Linked DNA regions of Homo sapiens: region 1 is linked to region 2. The links are chromatin contacts, found by Hi-C or POLR2A ChIA-PET in ENCODE. All regions are on one chromosome and are shown on one strand. The core of a region is the stretch at or near the end of the contact, and the rest is flanking DNA. Distances in the headings are between cores, read along the strand shown.

Evidence for each region. A loop is a pair of places that touch in the nucleus more often than their neighbours do. ChIA-PET counts read pairs that join two places held with the same protein, here RNA polymerase II (POLR2A). Pooled maps may share reads with other maps.
Region 1: a loop to region 2 is called in a map of cardiac septum, with 4 times the contacts of the local background. The contact joins two enhancer-like sites. A Hi-C loop is called at or near these places in 4 of 168 maps with a recorded cell type or tissue (Right ventricle myocardium inferior, cardiac septum, esophagus muscularis mucosa and 1 more) and 3 of 50 pooled maps. POLR2A ChIA-PET finds 5 or more read pairs at or near these places in 2 of 52 experiments (BJ and GM12878).

Annotation. Positions count from the first base shown.
Region 1 is chr1:170,407,168-170,412,823 of GRCh38, forward strand. No RefSeq gene overlaps it. Among named protein-coding and RNA genes, the nearest start is that of GORAB, 120 kb to the right of the region's middle. Within about 2 kb of position 3,429, at least 3 of the 41 ENCODE cell types and tissues checked have a DNase peak (open chromatin) inside an H3K27ac peak, as active enhancers do.
Region 2 is chr1:170,211,313-170,217,453 of GRCh38, forward strand. The region is part of intron 1 of LINC01681 (long intergenic non-protein coding RNA 1681); the gene reads left to right. It also overlaps the pseudogene ISCUP1. Among named protein-coding and RNA genes, the nearest start is that of LINC01681, 40 kb to the left of the region's middle. Within about 2 kb of position 2,444, at least 5 of the 41 ENCODE cell types and tissues checked have a DNase peak (open chromatin) inside an H3K27ac peak, as active enhancers do.

The sequences.
Region 1 (5,656 bases), core at 2,179-4,678, 200 kb after region 2:
AGTCCTGGACATTACGGAGGGATTACAATTCTGAATCTGAGGAATTTTATTTGTAATCCAGTAAGAATTACTGGCTTAAAGTCATAGTGAAAAGGTCAACTATTGTACTTGAGTTGAAACTGGAAATAACTGAGGGAGTCCAAACATGGTTTTAAGCTATGTCAAGATGGTTTAAGGAAAGAAAACATGAAATAGTAAAGTTACATTCCTGGGTGTATAGGATGTGGCTGTTAGTAATGTATCCAGATTAGTGTGTTGCAGAAAATTGCCCGTTGATCACATGCATCAGAATTCCTTGGGGGAAGCTTGTTGAAACACAGGTTCCTGAATGCCATTGCAGACCCACTGAATTATTTGAGATTTGGATCCCATAGTACCTGCAAATTTGTTTTAATACAATTCCTAAATGATTTTATACCCATTGAAGTTTGAGAACAAATGTTGAAAATGTATAAGGCTTGGCATTTTCAAAGGAAATACTTTTCCCTTTACATTTTAGGAAAGTCATTGCCTTAAGAGACAACATATTTATTCTAATGACATTGCTATTTCTCAATCCAAACTTTTTTTGGAAATACTCCTTTTGTGTTGCCATAACAGCTTCTAAAGCATTCTTTGGTATCTGCTTAGTGGTGCAAATCTGCACTTTTAAAGAGTGGATTTGAACGTTAGCAACTGCCACAGTCATGTAGGAGCATGTCTGGTGAGTGAGGTAAATGACCAAGCATATGCACATTTTCACAATCACTATATTTGTAATGAAAATTGTTAAAATGTTACATTTGTCTTGTTGAAACAAATATTTAAAATGTTATGTTTCTAAACAATCCTGAAAATACATTTATGCATTGCTGTTGTACCAGAAACATGCACACATAGACATCAATTCAAGATGAAGCCTCAAATTTCATCCATGTTGATGACTTTTAAGCACAGATGTTTTAGGATCAAGTTTGTATATAAAATAAAGAAAGCCAGAAGCCACAATGAAGGGGGTTCCTGGGGATTGTATCACCAATTTTTAAATAACACTTTCACTTGGTTATTGTTGCTTGATCTGATGAAAATCTATTGTTTTAAATATCTACTTTTTGTGTACTAATTTCTGTCTTGACCCCACGTTCTTTACTGGGTTCTTGGTTTCTGAGTCCTGGTGCCTCAAAGAAGTGCAGTTATTTGAACAACTCACTACAGATTCATATTCTCCTGGCACCAAGGAGAGAATAGTAGTGACAAGTCATGAGCAAATCAGCATGTAATTTGTTAGGTGTATGAATTAAATGCCATTGCAACTTTCAAGGCCTTCTAAGTTCTAAACAAGTTCACAAAAATAATTTCACCATTACAAAAACAATCCAAACATCTCAAAACAGCTTTCCCTCAGTTAAATTTATTGTCAAACATCTTACAGAATCACTTAAGTTTTCTAAGCCTTAGTCTTGTCATACAGCAAATATACATAATAGTGAAATTGACTTTAAGGAATTTTTGAAAGAATTAAATAAAATAATGCAAGTAAACAGCTTACCATAATGAGTAACACGCTAACTGATCAAATGTTAGCAATTGTTACTATCGGCATGTAAAGCAATTGGCACAGTACTTGGCTTATGTGGTTGAATAAATTATATCTATTACTGTTGTTAATTTTTTAAAAACTAACTGATGAAAAGTCAGATTCTCGTTTTATTGATATGTATTACATATACATATTTTGGGGGCACATATGATAATTTGACATATTCATATAATCAAATCAGGGTAATTGGGATATTTATCACCCTAAATATTTATATTTTCTTTATGCTAAGATATTCTAATTATTCTCTTCGATCTCTTTGAAATGTATAATCAATTAATGTTAACTATAGTCACCCTACTGTTGTACTGAACACAAGATCCTATTTCTTCTGGGTGCATGTTTATACTCATTAACCAATCTCTTTTCATACCCCCTCCTCACTACCCTTCCTGGCCTCTGATAACCATCAATCTACTCTCTATTTTTATGAGATCCACTTTTATAAGTCACACAGATGAGTGAGAACATGTGATATTTGTCTTTGTGTGCTTGGCTCGTTTCACTTAACATAATGACTTCCAGTTCCATCCATCTTGCTGCAAATTACAGAATTTCTTTTTTTATGGCTGAATAATATTTCATTGTAGATAGATAGATAGATCACATTGTATACCACATCTATATACATCTCACATTTTCTTTATCCATTCACCCATTGACGACCACATAGTTTGATTCCATATTTTGGCTATGGTGAATAGTGCTGCAATAAACACAGAAGTGCAGATATCTCTTTGATATATTGATTTTCTTTCTTTTGGAGATATACGCAATAGTGGAATTCCTGGATCATATGGTAGTTCTATTTTTAGTTTTCTGAGAAACCTCCATACTGTTCTCCACAGTGGCTGCACTCATGTACATTCCCAACAACAGTGGGAGGGTTCCCCTTTCTTTACATTGTTGCCGGTATCTGTTATTCTGTCTTTTGATAAAAGCCATTCTAACTGGGGTGAGATAATATCTCATTGTAGCTTTGATTGCATTTCCCTGATGATTAGTGATGTTGAGCATTTTTCATATACCTGTTGGTCATTTATATGTCTTCATTTGAGAAATGTCTATTCACATATTTTGCCCATTTTTAAATCGGATTATTTGTTTTTGTGCTATTGAGTTGTTTTAGCTCCTTATATATTCTGGTTTTGAATCCCTTGACAGATGGATAGTCTGCAAATATTTTCTTCCATTCTGTGGTTCTCTTCATTTTGCTGATTGTTTCCTTTGATGTGCAGAAGTGTTTTAGCTTGATATAATCTCATTTGCCTATTTTTGCTTTTGTTGCCTGTGCTTTTGAGGTCTTACACAAAAAATCTTTGCTCAGACCAATGTCCTGGAGCATTTTCCCAACATTTTCTTCTAGTGGTTTCATAGTGTTAGGTCTTAGATTTAAATATTTAATTCCTTTTTATTTGACTTTTGTATATCGTGAGAGATAGGGTCCTAGTTTTATTCTTCTGCATATGGATATACAGTTTTCCCAGCATCATTTATTTAAGAGGCTGTTCTTTCATCATTGTATGTTCTTGGCTCCTTCTTTGTTGAAAATGAGTTGTAAGGAAGATTCTTTAATCAATAATTTAATTAACTCAGCCATACATCCCCCTAGAGTAGGCACAATACCAAATTATTTAGTTTTTGGACACTCTCTAATGTATTTTCTATCCTAAATAGATATTGTTAAAAGCATAGATTCCTATATGGAGCCTTACTTTTTGGTTAGGATTTGTCCATACATTAAAAAAAAATCACTGCATTCTGAAATTAGCTAAGACTTTAGTCAAGTACTTTCCCACCAGGGAAAAGACAGGAATTAAACTGAGACCTTACGCATTCAAATAAATGTTCGCAAGAGCTAAGGAATGCTTGGTGTGTTCACAACTAGTAAAAATAACCTAGGGTGAAGAAAGATGACTGAGTCATCTCATATTCCAGACCCACTTTTTAAAAATCCTAACTTGAAGGTCAAAAAAGTTCAGTAAACTTCTCATTTCTATTTTTTTCTCCTCCTCTTTCTTCCTTTCTTTGTTGCTTTCTTTCTTTTCTTTTTCTTTTTTTTTTTTTTGTACTGTGCCCTCTGCCCTCTGCAATTCTTGGCTCTTACAAGAGTAGGGGAAAAACTGCCTAAATATCATGAGATAGGTGGCCCTCAGGGGTACTTCTTGTCAAGCAGGAAGTGCCAAAGATCTTGTAAAATGTCCAATACAAATTTTATTTTGCAGACTCTAGAGGTTTGCATCTGGATACACATCTGCATTTTCTGGGTGCTGGGCCAAACTGAAACATTCAGTTTATCCATTGCTAATAAACATGTCAGCAGTTTCTTTGCTCTCACATCTGTTGTGAAAAATGTTATCTTTCCTGAAGTATATTTATTTTGTCTTTAATACCAGCTTTCATGGATTACAAACTCAAGATATGCCTTCAGTTAACAAATTCAAAAGCATATGCTGGAAGGTGCCTCACTAGAGTGATGAGATAAATTAAAGATGTATATTATATCTTAGATTCTGAAGAGGAAATCAGTGTAAGGAATAACGATGACTCTCAGGAAGGTTATGTCAATTGAAACAAGTTGCCTGTTAATCAAGTTCATCTCAAAATCTATTCAAGGTACTCTATGCATCACAGCAATTCGACAAAATGTTTTAAAAATTTATCAGTTGTTTCATTATTAAGGCTGTCTTCAGTCAAGCAGATGACTTCCTTTCCTAAGGAAACCACCCCCAGGTACTTGCTTCTCCTTCTATATTCTCTAGAATACTTGCTTTACCCAACTCACTGATAGTGGGGCTATTAGAGAATCAAATGAGGTTTTGCTTATTCAGATGTCTGAAAAAGAAAACTGTAAGTTATTATGTGAATGAAAAATAATTGCCAATATTTCTTCCTCTTTTTATTTTTTCATTTTATCTCATAGTCAAGTGTATTCATTTCAAGAATTCATTCCATCCTCAGCAATTCTATCTCCTTGTCTTCCCTTATTAATCGCTCACCCTGTCAAAATATTTAATCGGTGGGAAATTGTTATCTCTCTCATATAGGTAAAAATTGCATTTTTGGAAATTCACCAGTATGTAGTTTAAACAAGCAAGTAAGAAAATCTTAGTATCAAATGTATGGTAATGTGATTAGGGCTGTCAAAGGCATATGTGTATCCTCTTCAGACTCTGATGTTATGGATATTCCTAATACCATATACCACCCTGTCGAACCCAAAGCTACTTTCTGCCCAACTGGGCAATAGCCAATCTCTGCTAAAGTCAGGGAGGGAATGGTGTGAAATTCCTTAACCTGTCACCTGTTCCTTCAGCAAACTGTGAACTCATTTATGAAGTTATTTGCTAAAGGATTAGAGCAATATCAGAAAGAAATGTACCATTGAAGGAATGGTGATGCGTTAATAAAAGAAAAATCAAAGATCCAATAGAGAGGATCAAAAAAGCCAAAAATGTATCTTCTAAAAGTCTAATAAAATTGATCCACTTTTGGTAAGATTAAAGGGAAAAAAAGGAGGCACAGATGAATAATATTATGAATACAAAAGAGGACACAACTGGAGAAGGAACTCCGTTTAAAAAGATAGCAAGAGACTATCATTAAAGCCTCTGTGCCAATAAATTTGAGGAATTAGGTGAGCTGCACACATTATTAGAAAAATGTAACTTAACCAAATGACAGAAGACATAAAAATCTTGAAGAACTTTTTATTATTAAAGGAATTCAATCCAATTAAATCTTCTCACAAATAGAGCACCTGGTAAAGACATTTTCAGATAAATTAGATCAAATATTTAAGAAACAGGTAATTTCAATCTTACACAAAACTTTTTCAAATAAGAGAAAAAGAGGAAAACTGCCCAACTCATTTTGTGAAGCTTGTTGTAGCCAAGATATTCTTAAAGAATTATATTGAAAGGACTCACCACACCAGAAATCTTTCCTTAATATAAAATTAATCTAATAAGTAAATATGCTATTGGTACAGATATAAACACATAGCCCAGTGGAATGAAATACAGAGCCCCAAATAAACTCAGCCAAATATGGAAACCTGATATATAACAGAGCTTT
Region 2 (6,141 bases), core at 1,194-3,693:
TTCACCAATCTAGCTCATTTCTGGATATTTTATCAAGGAGCCTTTCATCGTTTGAATTCTCTAAATGATCAACAACCTTCTTGTGACAGAGCAGAGCCTGGTCCAACAGCTCTTGGTTGGGGACATACAGGCTCATGAGCCGCAGGTTCAAAGCTACTGGTCACCAGTGATCTACTCTAGCTGCCATATTGTCAAGGCCAGAGCTGGAATTCAACCTGGATATTCTAGCTCCACAGTTCATGTTCTTAACCCCTGGACTATATTATCTGTCTAGTGTCTGTGTTTTACCTAGCGTCTTAGAATACTGAAGCCATGGCAAGGTTATAAATGGTAAAAATATAGCTAATAAAGAAGACCAATCAAGACTGTGTTATAAGGTTGAGGAGAAAAGGACACACATGGCAATGATAAATTGCAATGTTTGGGGAAAGAAATGAGAATCAGTTATATTTTGAATGGAAACATGTTGGAGGGGAAGAAATTTGCAAAATAATAATCAGACATGTTTCAGGTTGGCTGCTTACCCACTGAGTTCTTAGGTCATCGCCTCTGAGAATAGCATGGGTTAATGGGCACTACTGTCCTGGCAGTTCTTTTTTTCTCTTTCTCACCATGTCACTGGGCTTTCTGGTGCACCTGGACCATAATAGCACTACTAGGCTGCTCTACCAGAGTACATTGTCTTTCACTGACATAGAAGAAATACCTTCTGATATTCCAGACACCTGAAATGGGATGGAGAATGGGAAGAGGGACCTTCATTTTGGTGGCATTTCTTGTCTAAGCAGGGATGTATCACTCAGTGGCAAGCTCTGCCTCTCAGATAATGAATGGAGCAGTGGGCCATCCATTCCAAGGTCTTGGGGCAATATCAGGATACCTCTGAATGTAGTAGTTCTTATAATGTAGTAGTTTCTTCTGTTTGTCATATGGCAAGGCAGAATGGACTTTCAGAATCTTGTTTTTGTGGTCTAGTGGTGAAGTCTTATCTTTGGGACAGCAGCCCAATTATTCATAATTATTAATTCAGAAGGTATTTTCATATATGCGTCTGCCTAATGGTCAGATGGAACTGTGGAACTCCATGACAAGCCTGCAGAATGTTCCATTCTCCATCTGCATGCAGCCTAATAACTGTATTTTCATAGAATTAGAGACTTATAATATTTAAGGCATTTTAAGGTAATGTATCTCATTCAAATCTTTCTCTTTACAGATGAGGAAACTGAAGCCCAGAGAGATGAAATGATTTTCCATGTTAATACAGAGACAGAGTAGTACCATATGCTATTTTACCTAGGAGTCAATGCTCTTTCCTATACATCTCCCTGGCTTGGATAAATAACATTGTCTGGAAATGGGAAAGATAATTATAACTGGGACAATAGTAGAGAGAAGAAACTTTAGAAACTCTGACTAGAGCAGAAGGGCAAGCAAACCAGTTTGACTCAGCACTTTGTTTGAAACTGAGGCTTATTGGATATTAAATTATAGGAGCCGCTATCCCATTGACTGATTTTTTTTTGTGGGGGGAGTAATCTTCTCACCCACATGAAAGTAAGGAATTCTTCCAAAAGCACTTAAGTACTACTATTAAGGGAACTCAAAGAGGTCATTTACAAAATAGCTTATTTACCCTTCCCACCAAGAATTTGTTGCTTTAATTGAGGGGAGAGGTTTTTTGAGAATTGGCTGGCCTGGCATTAAGCTAAAATTATTTGCTTTCCATCTTACTCCTCCTTTCCCTTTACCTTATCTGGGGTTTTACTTTATTAATTAAATTGAAAATTGTAGCATGAGTTTTTGGTTAAAAAAAAGTTCGAAAAATACCCCCCAAAATGTAGTGAGAAGAAAATCATTTGAATTCCTATCCCCCCAGGCTTCTAGTTCTCTTTTCTAAAGACAGACTCTCAAACAAGCTCTTTCTGTTTTCCTAAGTTATGTCTAATTAAGTATATTTTACTATCTAGCTGCCTCTTTTTATACACATGGCACCATATTATTCTGTGTCGTACCCTTTCTTTTTCACTTAATATTTCTTAAAGATGATTACCTATCTGTGTAGAGATTTACTTCATTCCATTTACATTTTAAAATATTGATAAAACATATTTCTAGTGCCTGACATGTGGCCAGATCCCAGAAGATGAGTTTAGCAAAGAAGACCACATGAACCATCCCAAAAGTCCTGTTGCTTCTAGGCTCAGGAATCCAGGGACCCCTTCCTATTATGTGAGCTTCCTGGGTGAGTGTTTTATAGTGAAATCATATGTCAAATTGTGATTCTCAGATGACCTTCCCAGTCTGGCTTAGAGGAGAGGGTTGTCGGGGGAGGTCCTGGGAAAGCCGACTTGCCTTGAGATTGTCTTCTTGGCTGCTGGGTGAAGCTGCACTCCTACTCTGAGATTTCTCCAAGGAGACATTGGGTTTTCCTGGCAGGCAGGGCTTCAGGCTACTCAGCGGAATGTCTATGGTTCTGTAGCTTCAAGAGGAGCCAGGAGGCTGAGCTTCCAAGCCAAGGGAAACACTGCTTCAGACTCAAGACCACGATTTGGCCGAGACCACGGGGCCTGCTGAATTTAGGAGAGGACTCTCTCATACCCCTTCCTTACTCAAACCACTCTTTGATGGAAGTGACATAAGAAATCTACTTTATTCACCAGCACACAGCAGTTGCTTGGGTGAAATGGACTCCGGTCCCATTTTGGTACAATAGGAAAGGCAAGTGCCTCCCTCTCTATCTGGGAAGAAAGGAGAAGGAAGCCAGAGTGGAAATCAGACATCTCAAGTCTTAGCAGCAGTCTTGGTCTGTGCTTAGACAAATAATCTCAAGGCGACCCAAATCCCCTGTTCATTGTGAAAACAGACAGTGCCAGAGTGAAACAGAATTAAATTGTTTCTCTTTCATGGCAGCTGACGTGTAAAAACCATTCTATTCCGACCTTGTGGTCAGAATATCCTGACACCTCATAAATTATCTTAAGGGGTCAGGGCTCAGGGAGGTTTGGGAAGGCTGCGAGTCCACACTGCAGTCAGCGTTCTGCACCGCACAGCAGCAGCGGGAGCACCTCCTTCCTGGTCTTTCCGATAGGCAGATACCAATGTGTAGGATGTGGAGGAATGTAGTGTCCTCAGAGCCAGTTTTTATGAGTTGGGACAAGCATTTTTCCCTCCTTTTATGTTTGTAGGACTTGTATGGCCACAGCAACTACTCTCATGAAGGTTTTTAAGGAAGTGAGAAAAGCACAGTGATAGCCTCCATATCAGACAGAGATTCTAGGGTGGTTTTGTCTTAGCAGAAAAAAAGACAGGGGAGGGATGGAAACAATAGAGACATATACTTACACAAGATGAAGAACTAGAGAGAAAAAAATGAACCAAGGAGACAAGAGAAAGGAAGGTGGAAAGGGGAAACGTGGGTGGCAGGAAGAAAATTTTTCTTGATTCAGATATACACCCCAAAGCGTGCACACACACACACACACACTTTCTCACACACTCTCACACACACACACAGTCTCTCTGTCACACACACACACACACATGCCTCCTCAGCAGAGTGGAACTCTTGGACTTCTCTGCCTCCTGGTGAGTTTCTTTTAGCCCACACATTCATCTGTGCCTTACACACAGTAGGTGCTCCATAAATGTTTGCCTAGTGGTAACATCCACAGATTGGTCCCCAGAGAGGGAAACAGATTTATTTTGGAAAATTCCAAGTATGTAAAGCAAAGTCCTTTGGAGCAAACAGTATTCCTATAGCCTGAACCACCATAAGGTTGAAAGAATCTGGGTATTTGTGGGTGTGTCTGGACATATTGTGTGTGGGAGTGTGAGTGGGTGGTCTGGATGGGTGGGTAATAAGTGACAGGAGGGCCCTTGAAAATATAAAGGGCTCCATAACTACTGTAAAAATAAAACTGGGAATAGCATGCCCAGACCTCCAGTCATGCGGTGACCAAACCTGACCTTGGCAGAGATGAATAAATTTTGGAGATGGATTCAAAAATTATTAGCCAATGTTTTTGGTCCCTGTGGGCTTTTATTGTTTCTTTTTTAAAGAACAGCTGGGCGGGTTTTTGGCAAGGCAAATGACTGCCACAGCCTGTAGAATTCCAGAGCCCTTCCAAGCTTTTTCTAGATTCTTTTGTATTAATGCTTTTTTATTTCTGGTTCATTATTTTCCTAATGGGATATGTCTTCTGGCTCACCCCTTGGACAAAGGATATGCTTTCTCACTGTCTCTGCTCTTAATTTCTTCCTTTATGGAAATTTTGTCTTGAGGACATAATTATGATCAGAAATACATTAGAAGTGTATTGTTTTTCCTAATTGTGTCATCCCATTCCTGATATCAGCATCTCTTAAGCATCACTGACTAGTAAAGAGATGAAGTTATTAAAACAAGCCACGTCATGGATTGACGATCCTTCTCCCAATTCCTCTGGCCTGGAGAAACAGAAAAGAAGATTCAAGGCAGAAGACAGTTAAAACCATGTTCACATCAGGCTTCTAAATAGGTTGCAGTATATGATTTTCTTTTCTTTTCTTTTCTTTTTTTTTGAGATGGAGTCTCGCTCTGTTGCCCAGGCTGGAGTGCAGTGGCGCGATCTTGGCTCACTGCAAGCTCCGCCTCCCGGGTTCAAGCAATCCTCCTGCCTCAGCCTCCCGAGTAGCTGGGACTACAGGCGCCCGCCACCACGCCCAGCTGATTTTTTTTTTTTTTTTTTTTTTTTTTGTATTTTTAGTGGAGACGGTGTTTCACCGTGTTAGCCAGGATGGTCTCGATCTCCTGACCTCGTGATCTGCCCGCCTCAGCCTCCCAAAGTGCTGGGATTACAGGCGTGAGCTACCGCGCCCGGCCGCAGTATATGATTTTCTGCAGCTGTCCCAGTGCGCAAACGCATGCTCATTGGAATGTTCATTGTAATGGTAAAGGGAGGCAGGGCAAAAGGAAGAATTGATGGGATACAGAGGGAAATCCTATACTATCCATACCACAACTGCTGATACCTGGCAAGTCTGAGTTGGTATATGTATGTCTTCATACATATATCTACTAATATACCATAGCAAGCTCTGTGATATGTAATTTAGATTTTTTTTTTAATTAGAGAAATAGCAGTTCATGAGGTTGGTAACATATCTTTAAACGTTGTGGTTATTTGGGGGTATTAGGTGGTAAGTCTTAGAAATAAACTTTCTTAGATGTTGGAGATTACATGCTACAGGTTTAGACATTAAGGAGTGTCATAAAACTAAAATTTTCTCTAAAAGTACATTGATAACAACCTTCATACTATATCCCTATTTCCTTTATACATCTTTTGAGGTTTACCTAACCATTCCCCAACTAATCAGCCTAATTCTTGATTCCATACAGTCACCTCCTTCTTGTAATTGCTGTGTACATTTGTGTGTATTTGTGTTGATTTTGTATGTTTTATTTCTTTCCCATTAGACCATAATCTCATTGGGGATAGGAATCAGTACATTTTTTTTTTTTGACCCAGGGTCTCACTCTATTACTCTGGGCTAGAGTGCAGCATCGGGATCTCAGCTCACTGCAGCCTTGCCCTCTGGGGCTCCGGCAGGAATCAGTAATCTTTATTCTGTATCCCCAAGTGCCTGGGATTATTTTGTAAATCCTATGCATAGTCAATAAATGAAGAACATATTCTACTCTCAGAGGAGCAATTTAATGCTAGGTTGGCTTGTTTTACTAACTTCCATCTCTTTTCTAGTCAGTGATGCTCAACAAATGCTGATATCAGCGATGGGATGACACAATTAAGAAAAAAATACACTTTTAAAATTATATAATTCTCTTCCAAGTCAAGAGTAAATTGCCTATTAATTTTCCATGGCTTTGTAGGTAGCAAAATGGCATTTAGACTGCAGGTATACATTTCTGATTATAAGCAATTATCCATCTTTTAATCAAATATAAACTATCTAGTTAGTAAAGATTTTAAAGTCAGTTTCTCTTGAGGTGTTCTTGTTAATTCCTCTTGGAACATTCTATTGGACCGCCCACTATCATCATCTCCTAAATTTTAAGCCTGGTCCCATAGTCCAAAGGACCACACATGGACAATCAACTGAATATATTTGACCTATTTCTGAACAAGGTTCTATGTA